Regions from separate parts of the Homo sapiens genome. Here region 1 is linked to region 2. A link is an interaction called in ENCODE POLR2A ChIA-PET data of the cell type or tissue named here. Cell type or tissue: B cell. All regions are shown on one strand. Each heading gives the region's core, and the rest is flanking DNA. Links, peaks and the distances in the headings are about the cores only. Region 1 has its middle 21 kb from the start of LINC03035. Region 2 overlaps TCF4 (transcription factor 4).

Region 1 (6,580 bases), core at 1,595-5,594, 160 kb after region 2:
CTGCATAGCAAACCCTCCCTAAACTTAGAAGCTTAAGACAATATCCATTTTATTATATCCTATGGATTGCATAGTTCAGGAATTCAGGCAGGGCTCATTTGGTTGTTTTTTTTTTTCATACCCAGCATTTACCAATAATAAATAAGTGGTTCTCAGCTGGCAGAAGGGCTGGTCTGAAGGAGCCAAGACAGCCTGACTTACATGTCTGGTGCCTTGGTGGGGACGGCTGGAAAGTGGGGCTCAGCTGGGACTGTTGACAAAGCCCTCTCATTTAGCATCTGCAGCACAGTAGCTGCAGATTATTTGAATTTCTTGCAGGGGTCCTGGTTTTCCCCAAAATGAGTATTCCAAGAGCACAAGGTGGAAGTTGCATGGCCTGTTATGACCTAACATCGGCAGTCACAAGCATTGCTTCCATCATGCTTAATTGGTCAAAGTGGTCACAGAAGCCCACCCAGATTCAAGGGGAGGGTTCAAAGATCTCACTTCTTGATGGGAGGAGAATCAAAAATTGTATGGTCATTAAAAACTAGCAACACTGTTATACCATTCCATCCCTTGGATGGCAAAAATAAATAAATAAAATAAAATAAAATAAAATCTCTACTTTCTACTTTCCTCCAACCTCTGGCTTTTGTGTTCCTAGCATTCAGAGATGGAGGATGGGAAGTATCCTCCGAGGAGTCCTCATAGTTGCTTATTTGCCTGTATTACAGTTGAAATTCTGTTCAAGGAAATCAAACTCTGGGCCCATGTGGTGTCCAGCTGTGGTCTAGACATTTCTCAGGAAGCCCAAATGGAACTGAGCAGGACACTTTCACAAATTAGCAAGCTCCCAAATATTTATTGTCCTATTCTGTCATCTTCATGTATCTAGATTTAATTGTTGACCTCCCAAGGACTCTCTCATTCAGTATCTCTTAAAAGCAGCCACGAATGAAGCCCTTACCTGGACCATTTACTGTCTGCAGGAGGATTAACAACAGACTGAGTAGTCTGGAAGAACAAAGCCTTCAGGAGAAATGGAGGCCACACCACCAATCTATGCCCTTTGGAGCATTCTGCTGTTAAAACATTGGTTCGATATAGAAAATGTATGCAAAAGGGGACCAGATTTTCTGTTTGCCTCCTCTGGCACTTCTATTTGTTGTTCTAGTCTCTCTCCACTTCTATCTTGCTTGGGGTTCCCAAGCTGTCTGAATTCCCTGGGAGGAAGGCTCTACTTGCAGAAGGCTAAGGCCAATGAGGCCCAGTAGATTCAAATCATTCTAACACTTACTTGACCCTATAATACAAGGCACAATAGAAATGGAGACAATATGCAATTCGTATTTAATCCCAATATTATAGTCTTGTATGCATTCATGTATGAATGCATGAGAGAAACAGAGAGAGAGAGAGAGAGGGGAGTGAGGGAGAGAGTTCAACCATAACATACAGAGTAAGTACTGTGAAGATAAAAACTATATAATATTTACTTTCACCTTTGAAAAAATGCATGGTAATGTGTTCAGCACATAGTAGATACCAAATGTTTGTAAAAAGATGGACGGGAGAAAGGAGGGGTTAGTCAGGCCAGGTATACTTTCTCATTCCTTTCAGAATTCCTAGTGGCATCTCACGTATATGCTTGTGTCTATGATGGAATGTGGAACAGGAATGGAGAAGGAGCAATGTACCAAGCGGGAGACCTTGACCACATAGAGGCTGACCAGGAGGGAGTGGATTGATTACCGGGGTCAGCTTTGGACATACATGGTAGGGACAGAAAAGGGATTACCTATTTTAAGCATAGATAAATTTTATCAGCTGCTAAGGTTCATGTGCTAGTTGAAGAGGGGTAGTAATAGACTATGCATTTTTGGCTTCCATGAAGGAAAATGCTTATTTTTGTGCATTATTCAAAACTAATTGTCTAGTGTCCTCCTCAGGCCTGCATTCTAGCTGCCCAAAAGATGGCTCTTCTTCACTCACTTCAAAGCAATCTGCAGTTGGGATTTCTGTTCCAATTGAAACTGTTTTCTTTTTTCTTTTCTTTTTGATGTGGAGTCTCACTTCATTGCCAAGGCTGGAGTGCAGTGGTGCCATCTCTGCTCACTGCAACCTCTACTGCCCAGGTTCAAGCAATTTGCGTGTTTCAACCTCCTGAGTAGGTAGGATTACAGGTGCATGCCACCATGCTCAGCTAATAATTTTTGTATTAGTAGTAGTGACAGGGTTTTGCCATGTTGGTCATGCTGGTCTTGAACTCCTGACCTCAGGTGATCTGCCTGCCTTAGCCTACCAAAGTGCTGGGATTACAGGCGTGAACCACCATGCCCAGCTGAAACTGTTTTCTAAAGTGTTTCATACACTTGAGTTCTAAAATGGGTTAAATCAGGTCAGGTGCGGTGGCTACCCAAAAGCACTGACTGATTCTCCAGTTTAAAGAACTATCTTGGGGCTGGGCGTGGTGGCTCACACCTGTAATCCCAGCACTTTGGGAGGCCAAAGCGAGGGGATCACTTGAGGCTAGGAGTTCAAGACCAGCCTGGCCAACATGGCAAAACCCCATCTCTACTAAAAAATACAAAAAAATAGCTGGTTTGGTAGTGCACGGTGGTAGTCCCCGCTACTCCAGAGGCTGAGGCACGAGAATCGCTTGAACCTGGGAGGCAGAGGTTGTAGTGAGCCAACATGGCACCACTGCACTCCAGCCTGGGTGACAGAACGAGACTCCATCTCAATAAATAAATAAATAAAAATTATAAATAAATAAAGTGGGTTAAATTTAGGTCTTCCTAGTCTTGATTCTTCTAGACTTCATTATTCAACAGTAACCTGACTATACTTTTTTCAAAAAAAGTTATTTCGTTATATAAATTCTAGTTGCTCATTGTCAGTTCAATGTCCATTACTTCACAGTAGTTCTTGTTCCTCTGATGGAGGCCTTAGAGGTTTTTAGTAAGATGAATAACGTTAGGAAGTCACCCTTTTAGAAAGCTTAATATCAAGATGGCAGCAAAGCCAGATGGGGTGATGGGCAGAGTCAGTGAGACAGTCCCAGAAAGCTTTGGCAATAATCCAGTTGGGAGGTAACAAAAGATGATCCCAAGGGGACACAAAAGTCACTTTAAAGATGAATAGTTCTGAAGAAGAATCAAAAATATTTGTTGACTGATTAAAGGAAAATAATCTGAAATGGTTTGTAAGGTTTCGATGAATATGATTGTGATGTTACAGCTGACAGAAACTGAGAAGTCTGAAAGGGGATTTGGTTTGGGGAAAAGATAAGGGTTTGGTTTTAGATATGCTAAGTTTGAGGTCCCAGATAAGCCCTGACACACCGGGAACCATGGGCTAGTGGTGCACACTCTCCTCCCTCTACCCAAGGAGGAGCCCCAGTGGTCAAAATCACACGCACATCACGACATTTGGGGTGAGGGCACAAGGGAGGAGTGGAGTGGTTAGTGCTCTCTCTTCTGCATGTAGGGACCGTTTCCTCTTTAAATTGTCTCCCTGTTAGAACTGTTTTCTCCTGCAGCTGGTGTGGTAAGGCAGGCGGGTGTTAGGACTTGTCCTGCTATGGTGGCACTCCATTCTATCTTTAAACCCTTCCTACACCTTAGAAACCCAGAGAGGAACTAGGATGGAAACTTCCAGAAAGAGCGGACGCTTACTCTGCCCTTCCTTCCTCCCACCACCCAGGCCTTTAACTACATGGAGAAAATTAATCTTTATATTTCATATGTGGCCAGGCAACACAGGTAAGAAAGAGACCAGATAGGTGTCTGAGTTCAAACTTGTAGCTGGAAGTCGTGTTCCCTTGCCTGGAGGATGCAGCAGGGTGGCAGGCCATGGAGGGATGAAAGCCAAGGACTTGGAGTCCTGAGCAATGTTTTTCTTTATAACTAACGTATAATTTTGCTGGTGCTTAAGACAGCAGAGAGGTGGGAATATAAAATTAAAGTTACTCATGTTTATAGGATAACCTCATAATTGAGGAAACCTATGAAGGAAAATATATTAAAAGAAGAGATAAAAAGCGGAAGTGTCTTGCAACCTAGCAATTCCACTCCTAGACAGTCATCCAGCAACAATGGGCACATACATTCACAAAAGACATTTATGTGAATGTTCATGTCAGCACTATTTACAACCATCAAAAACGGAATCAAAACCCAGAGTGCATCAAAGGTAAATGGATCAATGAATTGTGGTTAATTCATTCAAGGGAATACTCTACAACAATGACAATTACTAGGCCAAAGCTACAAGCAGCACGGCTGGATCTCACAAGCATAATGTTGAGCAGCAGAGGTCAAACTCAAAAGACTACATGGTTGTATGATTATATTTATATGAAATTCAAAACCAGGCCATGTTATCTAGACTGTTACAGGTCAGAAGAGTGGTAACCCTGAGGGCAGGCTCAAGGGGACTTCTGGGATTCTGTTTTTATTTTTCCTTCTTAATTTCTTTATCTGGGTGTTTGTGATGCAGGTGTGCTGACTTTAAATTTGTGAACACTTATGACTCATTTCTTTATATATGTTATGTGTGATAAAATTTGCGAAAAGAAAAAATAATCAGAGGGCAGATCATTGGAAAAACTCTCTTTTACAAGTTAAATACAGGATGATGAACTAGAGAAGTCATTAGAAAAGTGCCAGAATTGCTTCGCTCAGCTCCACAGATGCTAAGATGAAGTCTTCAGAAATGTAGGTAACTACATACAAATATTTAACTTACAAAGTCAAACTCAAAAATTAATAAGATCAAAGATTTTACAACTGTCTGGAAAATACATTTACAGTAATAATAATAAAGAACTCATGCAAAAGTCTGAGGAAATCTCCACTATTATATTCTCAGTGTTCTCCAGAGAAACAGAACCAATGGGGTGACATATGTTAAAAAATAATTTATGTATATTAGCATCTGTATTACAAAGAATTGGCTCACAAGATTATGGAAGCTGAGAAGTCCAGACCCAGGAGAGCTGATGATATAGTTGTAAGTCTGAGCTTGAAGGCCTGAGAACCAAGAGGGCTGAAAGTACAAGTTCCAGTCTGATTTCCAATCTGAAGGCAAGAGAAGATCCATGTCTCCACTTGAAGACAGTTAGGCAGGGAGAGTCTTTCTTACTTAGTCTTATACTTTATGCAGACCTTCAACAGATTGGATGATGTCTACCAACAATGGGGAGGACAATTTGCTTTAATCAGTATACTGATTCAATCTTATCTAGAAACACCCTCAGAGCCACACCCAGAAATAATGTTTAACCAAATACCTGGGCACTCTATGGTTCAGTCAAGTTGACACACTAAATATCAACTACACAACCACAGGAACACCTCATTTTATTGTGCCTTATATTATTGCATTTTGCAGATACTGAATTTTTTAACAAATTGATGGTTTGTGACAACCCTGGGTTGAGCACGTCTATCAGTGCCATTTGTTCACTGAGTGTCTCTGTATCACATTTTAATAATTCTTGCAATATTTCAAACTTTTTCATTATTATATCTGTTAATGGTCTGTGATCAGTGATCTTTGATGTTACTGTTGTAACTGTTTTTGGGTGCCATGAACCAGGCCTGTATAAGATGGTGGGTGAGCTTAATCCATCAATGTGGTGTGTGTTCTGACTGCTCCACAGACTGTCTGTTCCCCAATCTCTCTCCCTCTCTTTGGGCCTCCATATTCTCTGAGACACAATAAAATTGAAATTAGGCCTATTAATAACCCTACAATGGCCTCTAAAGGAAGAGTCACACATCTCTCACTTTCCATCAAAAGACAGAAATGATTAAGCTTCATGAGGAAGGCATGTGGAAAGATTAGATAGGCCTAAAGCTAAGTTTCTTGCACCAAAGTTAGTCAAGTTGTGAATGCAAAGAAAACATTCTTGGAGAAAATGAAAAGTGCTACTCCAGGGAACACAAATGACAAGAAAGCAAAACAGGCTTATTGTTGATATGGAGAAAATTTTAGTGGTCTGAATAGAACACCAAATCAGTCTCAAAATTCTCTTAAGCCAAAGCCTAATCCAGATAAGGCTATAACTCTTTTCAATTCAGTGAAACCTGAGAAAGGTAAGGAAGCTGCAGAAGAAAAGCTGGAAGCTAGCTGAGGTTGATTCATGAGGTTTAAGGAAAATAGCCATCTCCATAACATAAAAGTGCAAGGTGAAGAAGCAAGTGCTGATGTAGGAGCTGCAGCAAGTTATTCAGAAGATTTAGCTAAGATCATGGATGAAGGTGGCTACACTAAAGAATAGATTTTCTTTTTGTAAATTTTTTTATTTTAAATTTTTGTACATAGTAGGTGTATGTATTTATGGAGTACATAAGATGTTTTGATACAGGTAAACAATAGATTTTCAATGTAAATAAAACAGCCTTCTATTGGAAGAAGATGCCATATAGGACTTTCATGGCCAGAAAGGAGAAGTCAATGCCTGGTTTCAAAGCTTCAAAGGACAGGCTGACCCTCTTGTTAGGGGCTAATGCAGCTCGTAACTTTATGTTGAAGCCAATGTTCATTTACTATTCTGGAAATCCCAGGGCCCTTAGGAGTTATGCTAAATCTA
Region 2 (6,580 bases), core at 1,027-5,026:
AGTTGTAGGTCGCAGCGGGGAAATTTTTTGCGACTGTACACATAGCTGCAGCATTAAAAACTTAAAAAAATTGTTAAAAAAAAAAAAAGGGAAAACATTTCAAAAAAAAAAAAAAAGATAAACAGTTACACCTTGTTTTCAATGTGTGGCTGAGTGCCTCGATTTTTTCATGTTTTTGGTGTATTTCTGATTTGTAGAAGTGTCCAAACAGGTTGTGTGCTGGAGTTCCTTCAAGACAAAAACAAACCCAGCTTGGTCAAGGCCATTACCTGTTTCCCATCTGTAGTTATTCGATGAAGTCATGTACATGACCGTTCTGTAGCAATAAATGTGCCATTTTTATAAACTGTTTCTGACACTTGTTTCATTTCATTTTGCATTGTCCATATAGCTATGATTCTCTTCTGTAAGTAAAACGCATCTATATTTCATTTTCCAAGTGTTGGAGGTATTGACAGCTTAACAAACAAAACATACAAAAAAAATCACAAAAACAAATTGAAAAGCAAAGCACATGATTGATCAAGGAAGAGATGCCCTTAATGAAAATGGAACGGGATGCATGCAAAACAAAAAGAAAACTGTCTAGAGGATTAACTAATTGAAGGAATATAATTAATGTGTGTGTAACACTGAAGCTATGCATTTGAAGAGCTCTGAACTGCACCAGTGTTTTCGGTTGTGCTGCAGGTTGCTAAGTCAAGTCAGCCTTAACCTTTTGCACCAGTTGGTCGGCTGTTTGGCAGAACATTCTCAGATCTTTTCAGTCAAAAATCTAAGATGATTTATTTTGTATCACTTTGTTAAAAGCTGAATATTGTTAACTACAGTTAATATTAACACTGTATTTATACTTTCTCAAACTACATCCGCCCCACCACTTCTGGTTGCCTCTGTTGACTATTAATCCAGATGTAAACAACCAGATGTTTTTTTCTAACTTGTACAAACTGACGTGTGTCAACTATCATGGAAGGAAAAAAATGTACAGATTAAAATTATTCAGTGTTATGTACTGTAAGTTAATATTTTTGTAGAATGGACATCAATCTACTTTGCAAAATTTGGAGGCTATTTCAACATTGCACTGTAGAAATGTAAAGTAATGTATGCAATGTAAAGGAAAGCCCGCGGTAGCTGAGCGCTTCATAACAGAATGTTCTAATCAAGTACGTGGTATTTGGGGATGTCTCCAATATTGCTCTTGTATTCTTTCTAATTGGGTTTAGTGACTAGTTGAAGGAAAATGTTATAACGCCATTTGGTTCACATGTGAAGTGCCCTCCATAGCCAAATGTTGGGATTTTTTTTTTTTTCGTTTTTGGTTGGACTGTTTGCAGATATTTAAATTTTATGAAATTTCCAAAGATTTTGGTTGATAACCCCCTTTTACCTTCTAAATGATTTGAGATGTTCTTATGTTCTTACTGTGTGTTTTAAATATATATAAAAGAGCCACAAGCATTTAGTCTTTTAGTATTATATTTGATCATATAACTACTACTGAAAAGGGGTGGGGGGGAATGTGCCTGTGCACCCCTACAGTATCTTGTGTAGTGTCTATTAACATTGTTCTCTTTTAGAGGACCACATTAAAAGGTACATTAATCTTACATTTTGGTTCATTTTCAAAGGGAAGTTAAATTGCTGGAGAACCTAAAGTATTATCCAGAAGTTAAGATCACAGTAATTTTAGAAATGAAGAAGGGAGGAGTATCCAAAGGGGCTGAAATAGGGAATCATTTTTAGCCTCATAATTCGGTCCATTCATCTGAAACCAAGTGAAATTTATACTCTGGGCTTCATCTGTAGAGCACCTTTCTCTTGAGGAACAGCCCAAGAAATTTCATGTGTAAGCCCCTTTAAGGGAGACATTGAAATCAACAGAAGGAACTAGTGTGCTGCATATATTCAAATCACACCAGGATCGCACATTTAAATTGCACTTGGGACGCTTCATGCTCTGCCAGCCAGAAGATCTCTTGTTCCATAAGGCATTCTCATTCAAATGGTTTACAAGTCCACATTCTCACTGGTCACAGCCTGTGTTATAAAGAAACATGGCCAGTCTTTAAAGGACTAGAAGGGCAAGAAGAGCCAGAGTCACTTTGGTATTCTTGAGAGATCATTTAAATCGATAAGGTTTGATGAACAAAAGTGCCTCAAGTGAAAATCCACATGTTTTCAGGAAAGGAAGACAGTGTCACAGCTATGAGAAAGCAATAGTTAAAAGCCAATGTGCATTGAGGTGCAGCCCTCAGAGTTGCTGGGTGTTGTGGGGTCAAAAAGTGAAATCAACCAGGCAGCCAGTATCTGGGTATTTGTTTGGAGTGTTAGATATTAAGATTACTGAATCTGTACCTAAATATAACAATTATAGTTTAGGCTTTTTGCTATGGAGTGGTGTGTATGCACAAGTGTTTCTTGCCATTTTTGAGTTTTGGACACTTGGAAGATGAATGAAACCACTCCATAGAGGGGGGGAAAAGGATATATGTATGAAACGTCACATTCAACTTTTTTATTTTTTTTAAGAGACAGGTTCTCCATCTGTCAACCAGGCTGAAGTGCAGTGGCTACAATCTTACCAATGCAGCTTCAGCCTCCTGGGCTCAATGATCCTCCTGTCTCAGCCTCCTGAGTAGCTGGGACTACAAGCATGTGCCACCATGCCCAGCGAATTTTTTTAAATTTTTCCTATAGACAGGGTCTTGCTCTTCTGCCTGAGCTAGTCTTGAACTCCTGAACTCCAGTGACCCTCCCAACTTGGCCTCCCAAAGTGCTGGGATTATAGGTATGAGCCACGGTGCCTGGCCTTGACAAATCTCTCTAGCATCTAGGCATGGATACTTGTTCATGGGTCAAGTTAAGAAAATCTGGTGTAAGATACCAAAATCTTCAATACTTGGGAAAGGAAAAAAACAATCCTATTTACCTTGATTGAAATGGTTGAGCCTAACCAGAACTGGGCTGGTGTCTGGCTTTTAAAGAAAGACCCTTTGTGTAACAGAAAATAATACTGTTCCTATTAACATCTGTTACACTATATTTAGAAGTCAAATGGCTTTAGCATTGGCATGAACATTCTTCTAAGAGGAAGCTGAAACTTGCCAAGTGCAAAGTGAAAATGCTCATGCAGAATCAGACTTGCTGTTTTGAGGTTTTTGACCATAACCAGCCCACGAGTGAGGAACTCTTTTGTTCTTGAGCAAAAAATGACAAAATTTTGGAGAATAGGAAAACTTGATTTTTGTAAGGAATTATTTTATTTTATATATCTTTATTTGTGAGTCTCAGTGAGACCATTTCAAAGATGGGCAAATGCAGGCAAAGTGATGTGCTCAAGTTCTTGGGGCTAAAACAAGTAGCCAGTATCCTGATTTTGAGCCCAGGGTCACTGCACTGACCCACCTTTTGAGCAGCCACTTGGCTTCCCACCTTTAATATTAGGCCTCCCCCACCAGCTGCCCACAGTCTTGTTTTTTGTTTGTTTTGCTTTTATTTTTTTTCTACTGCCTTTTCATGAATCTTTTACAGGAGAGTTTTTAAACTTCCCTGCAGTTCTCTTTTTCAACCTATTCTACAAATTGTTGGGATATAACTAGATGTGAGAATATTCACGCAGCAAGAGTCTGCTAGCCAAACTGAAAATTTTCACTCTGGCCCACCCACTTTTTTAAAAATAACCTTTGTCTTTTGGAATAATTTTAGATTTATAGAATAGTTGCAAAAATAATACATAACATTTCCATGTACCCTTCACCCAGTTTCCCCTAAAGGTAAAACATTGCATAACCATGGTACATTTGTCAAAACTAAGACATTAGCAGTGGTATTTTATTCGAATTTCACCAGTTTATCCACTAATATCCTTTTTTTCTGTTCTGAAATCCAGTTCAGGAGCCCACACTGCCATGAGTCTGGCCCACTTAGATTTTAAGTGCTAAATGGGCAGCACAATTCGAGTCTGCACAGTATCCCGTGATCTCAGTATCCCGTGATCTCAGGGTCTTATCAAATCACATCCACACACCACCCAAAGGAACTATAGTAGAAAATCAATTGACTTTCCTTTTACAGATCCTCCCATTTATTACCATCTCTCAAAAATCCATCGCTCTTTGATAAAAGGTATTGCAGCAGTAAGGAGAAGACAGGAATGGAAAAGGACCAAGAGGAGACCCAACAGCACCCATAACCTGAAAAATTTAAATAATCACATCATCCATTTATCAATTGACTTATTATCGAGTGCTGATCAAGTCAAAAGCACTGGGGGAGTTAAAAGGCAACAATCCCTACCTGTAAGTCCGGTTGGAAGGCAATAGATGCATCTATATGACCAACACAATAATTACCTGAAGGTAGGAACAAACCATGCTGGGGAGTGGTGGAGAGAGACACTGCAGCTGCTTCCGGAAAAGATGGGATATTTGTAAAAGTGACCAGGTGTGAGGAGTATTTCGGCAGGCAGAGAAGATAATGGACCTAAAACAATGGCAAGCCTTTCTGCACTGTAAAGAAGTAGACTTGTAGGAAGACAATTATGGTAGCTTAAATGATGATTATGCATTTTTTCTCATTTGCATCACTTTCCCATCACCCAAGCAACAATACCTGGAAACCCTTGGCTGATCTTTGGGGTTTACAGAGTTATTCAAAGCTCACGTGTACAGGATGGAAATATCTGCATCCTAGCTGAGCACAGTTGCTCACACCTGTAATCCCAGCACTTTCAGAAGCCAAGGTGGGAGATCACTTGAGGCCCAGGAGTTCAAGACCAGCCTGGGCAACAAAGTGAGACCCCTGTCTCTAAAAAAAAAAAAAAAAAAAAAAAAAAAAAATAGCCAGGTGTGTTGGCCTGTGTTTGTGGTCCCAGCTACTCAAGAGGTTAAGACAGGAAGATAGCTTGAGCCCAGGAGGTTGAGGCAGCAATGAGCCATGATCACGCCACTGCACTCTAGGCTGGGCGACAGAGTGAGACCCTGTTTCAAAAATTTTAAAAAGGAAAGAAAAGAAATATCCACATGGTATTATTGATTATTCTGAGGATGTATAGGAAAATCTAGGCCAAACCATACATTTTAAAGGGAAGGCAAGTGAGGCCTTGAGAACTTAGCTGGATCTGCACAGTTCCCTCAAGCTCATGCCCAAGCCCTAAAAGGAACTCTGGTTGCCTGCCTCCCTATCCGAGAACCCTTTGCAACATACCATTATGTCAATAAAATGATACTTTAGCCCTCCAGAGGTCTACAACCCAAGGGTATGTGTGAGCAACTAAAACAGCAAATGGAAGTGACGGGGGCTATAGAGGAACAATGAAGAACTGGGCAGGGAGTAATTGATACTAGGAAGATTGCTGGGGTATCCTACAGAGCATGATAGCCAGGATGAGGGAGAGGTTTCAATATGGAAATTTCCATGAAGGAGGGGAGAAGCTGGCTGGTATGAATAAGAGGTGGGAGGCCAAGCGCGGTGGCTCACGCCTGTAATCCCAGCACTTTGGGAGGGCGAGGTAGGCAGATCACCTGAGGTCAGGAGTTTGAGACCAGCCTGGTTAACATGGCGAAACCCCATCTCTACAAAAAATGCAAACATTATTCAAGCGTGGTGGCTGTGCCCCTAATCCCAGCTACTCAGGAGGCTGAAGCAGGAGAATCTCTTGAACCCAGGAGGCAGAGGTTGTGGTGAGCGGAGATCGTGCCACTGCACTCCAGCCTGGGTGACAGAGTGAGACTCCATCTCAAAAAGAAAGACAAAAGAAAGAGGTCGTGAAATGTGGAGAGCACTTACAAGAGACAGGGATAGGCCTTTGAGTTAGGCAGGTGTGAAGAGTGGATCTACAGAGTGTGGTAAGGAAAGGATGCCTGGACAAAAACATCCGGTGGGAGGAGGCAATGCCATTTCCTTAATTTTTACCAACCTTTGTTCCAAAAGACATTTAAAATCACACTGATAATTATTAACAGCAGTAAAGCAATAGACGCTTTCCTGTATTTTTCATGTCACAGGTATAAGCTTATACTCACACAGGGCTTTGACCATCTAATACCATACAAGATATATGCTTTTGAACAAGCTACTCCACAGACCCATTTCCTTCAGCTGTGAAATGTGGATAATAGCACCTACATCTTGGAGTAAATATTATAAGACCTGCCTTGTGCTCCATCCATGTTGACACAGAGAACGTGTCAGTGCATCACATAGAGATTGTATGATGTGTGAATATTTACACATGCATGCCCTAATCACGGGACTGCAGCAATGACCTCTATTTGCAATGTCTTCCCTGGCCCCCACCCCCACTCCCAATTCTGTCCTCAAAGGTGGGAAGTCATCTGGATCAAGTTGTGCATCTTCCCAGATTCTACTATGATTTCCCATTTTCTCCTACATTTAATGAAACTCCCACCTACCTAGTGTTAGAAAAATCTGAAAACAGAAGGAGCTCACTTATAAGGAACATGTTCAAGCAATCTCAACCTCATGAAAGCTCTGTTTCCACAATGATGGCACTTCCACAGACATTATTCCATCAAGCCTCGCTGCAAATCTAAGCAATCAGTATTATCCTCCA

The links. ChIA-PET counts read pairs that join two places held together with the same protein. Peaks named below come from ENCODE experiments on the same cell type or tissue, not always from the same donor. Only the 100,000 strongest peaks of a DNase experiment are listed, where the experiment ranks them.
Region 1: POLR2A ChIA-PET joins it to region 2 with 5 read pairs; 1 of 35 experiments calls an interaction of 5 or more read pairs at or near these places.

Annotation. Positions count from the first base shown.
Region 1 is chr18:55,061,779-55,068,358 of GRCh38, reverse strand. No RefSeq gene overlaps it. Among named protein-coding and RNA genes, the nearest start is that of LINC03035, 21 kb to the left of the region's middle. In B cell, for the core only: no CTCF peak of the experiment used is centred there; a DNase peak (open chromatin) is centred at 3,388.
Region 2 is chr18:55,217,218-55,223,797 of GRCh38, reverse strand. It overlaps TCF4 (transcription factor 4), which reads left to right. Exons shown (of 20, transcript NM_001083962.2): 20 at 1-1,613. Among named protein-coding and RNA genes, the nearest start is that of LINC01929, 96 kb to the right of the region's middle. In B cell, for the core only: no CTCF peak of the experiment used is centred there; a DNase peak (open chromatin) is centred at 3,077; H3K4me3 peaks cover 814 bases; H3K27ac peaks cover 2,152 bases.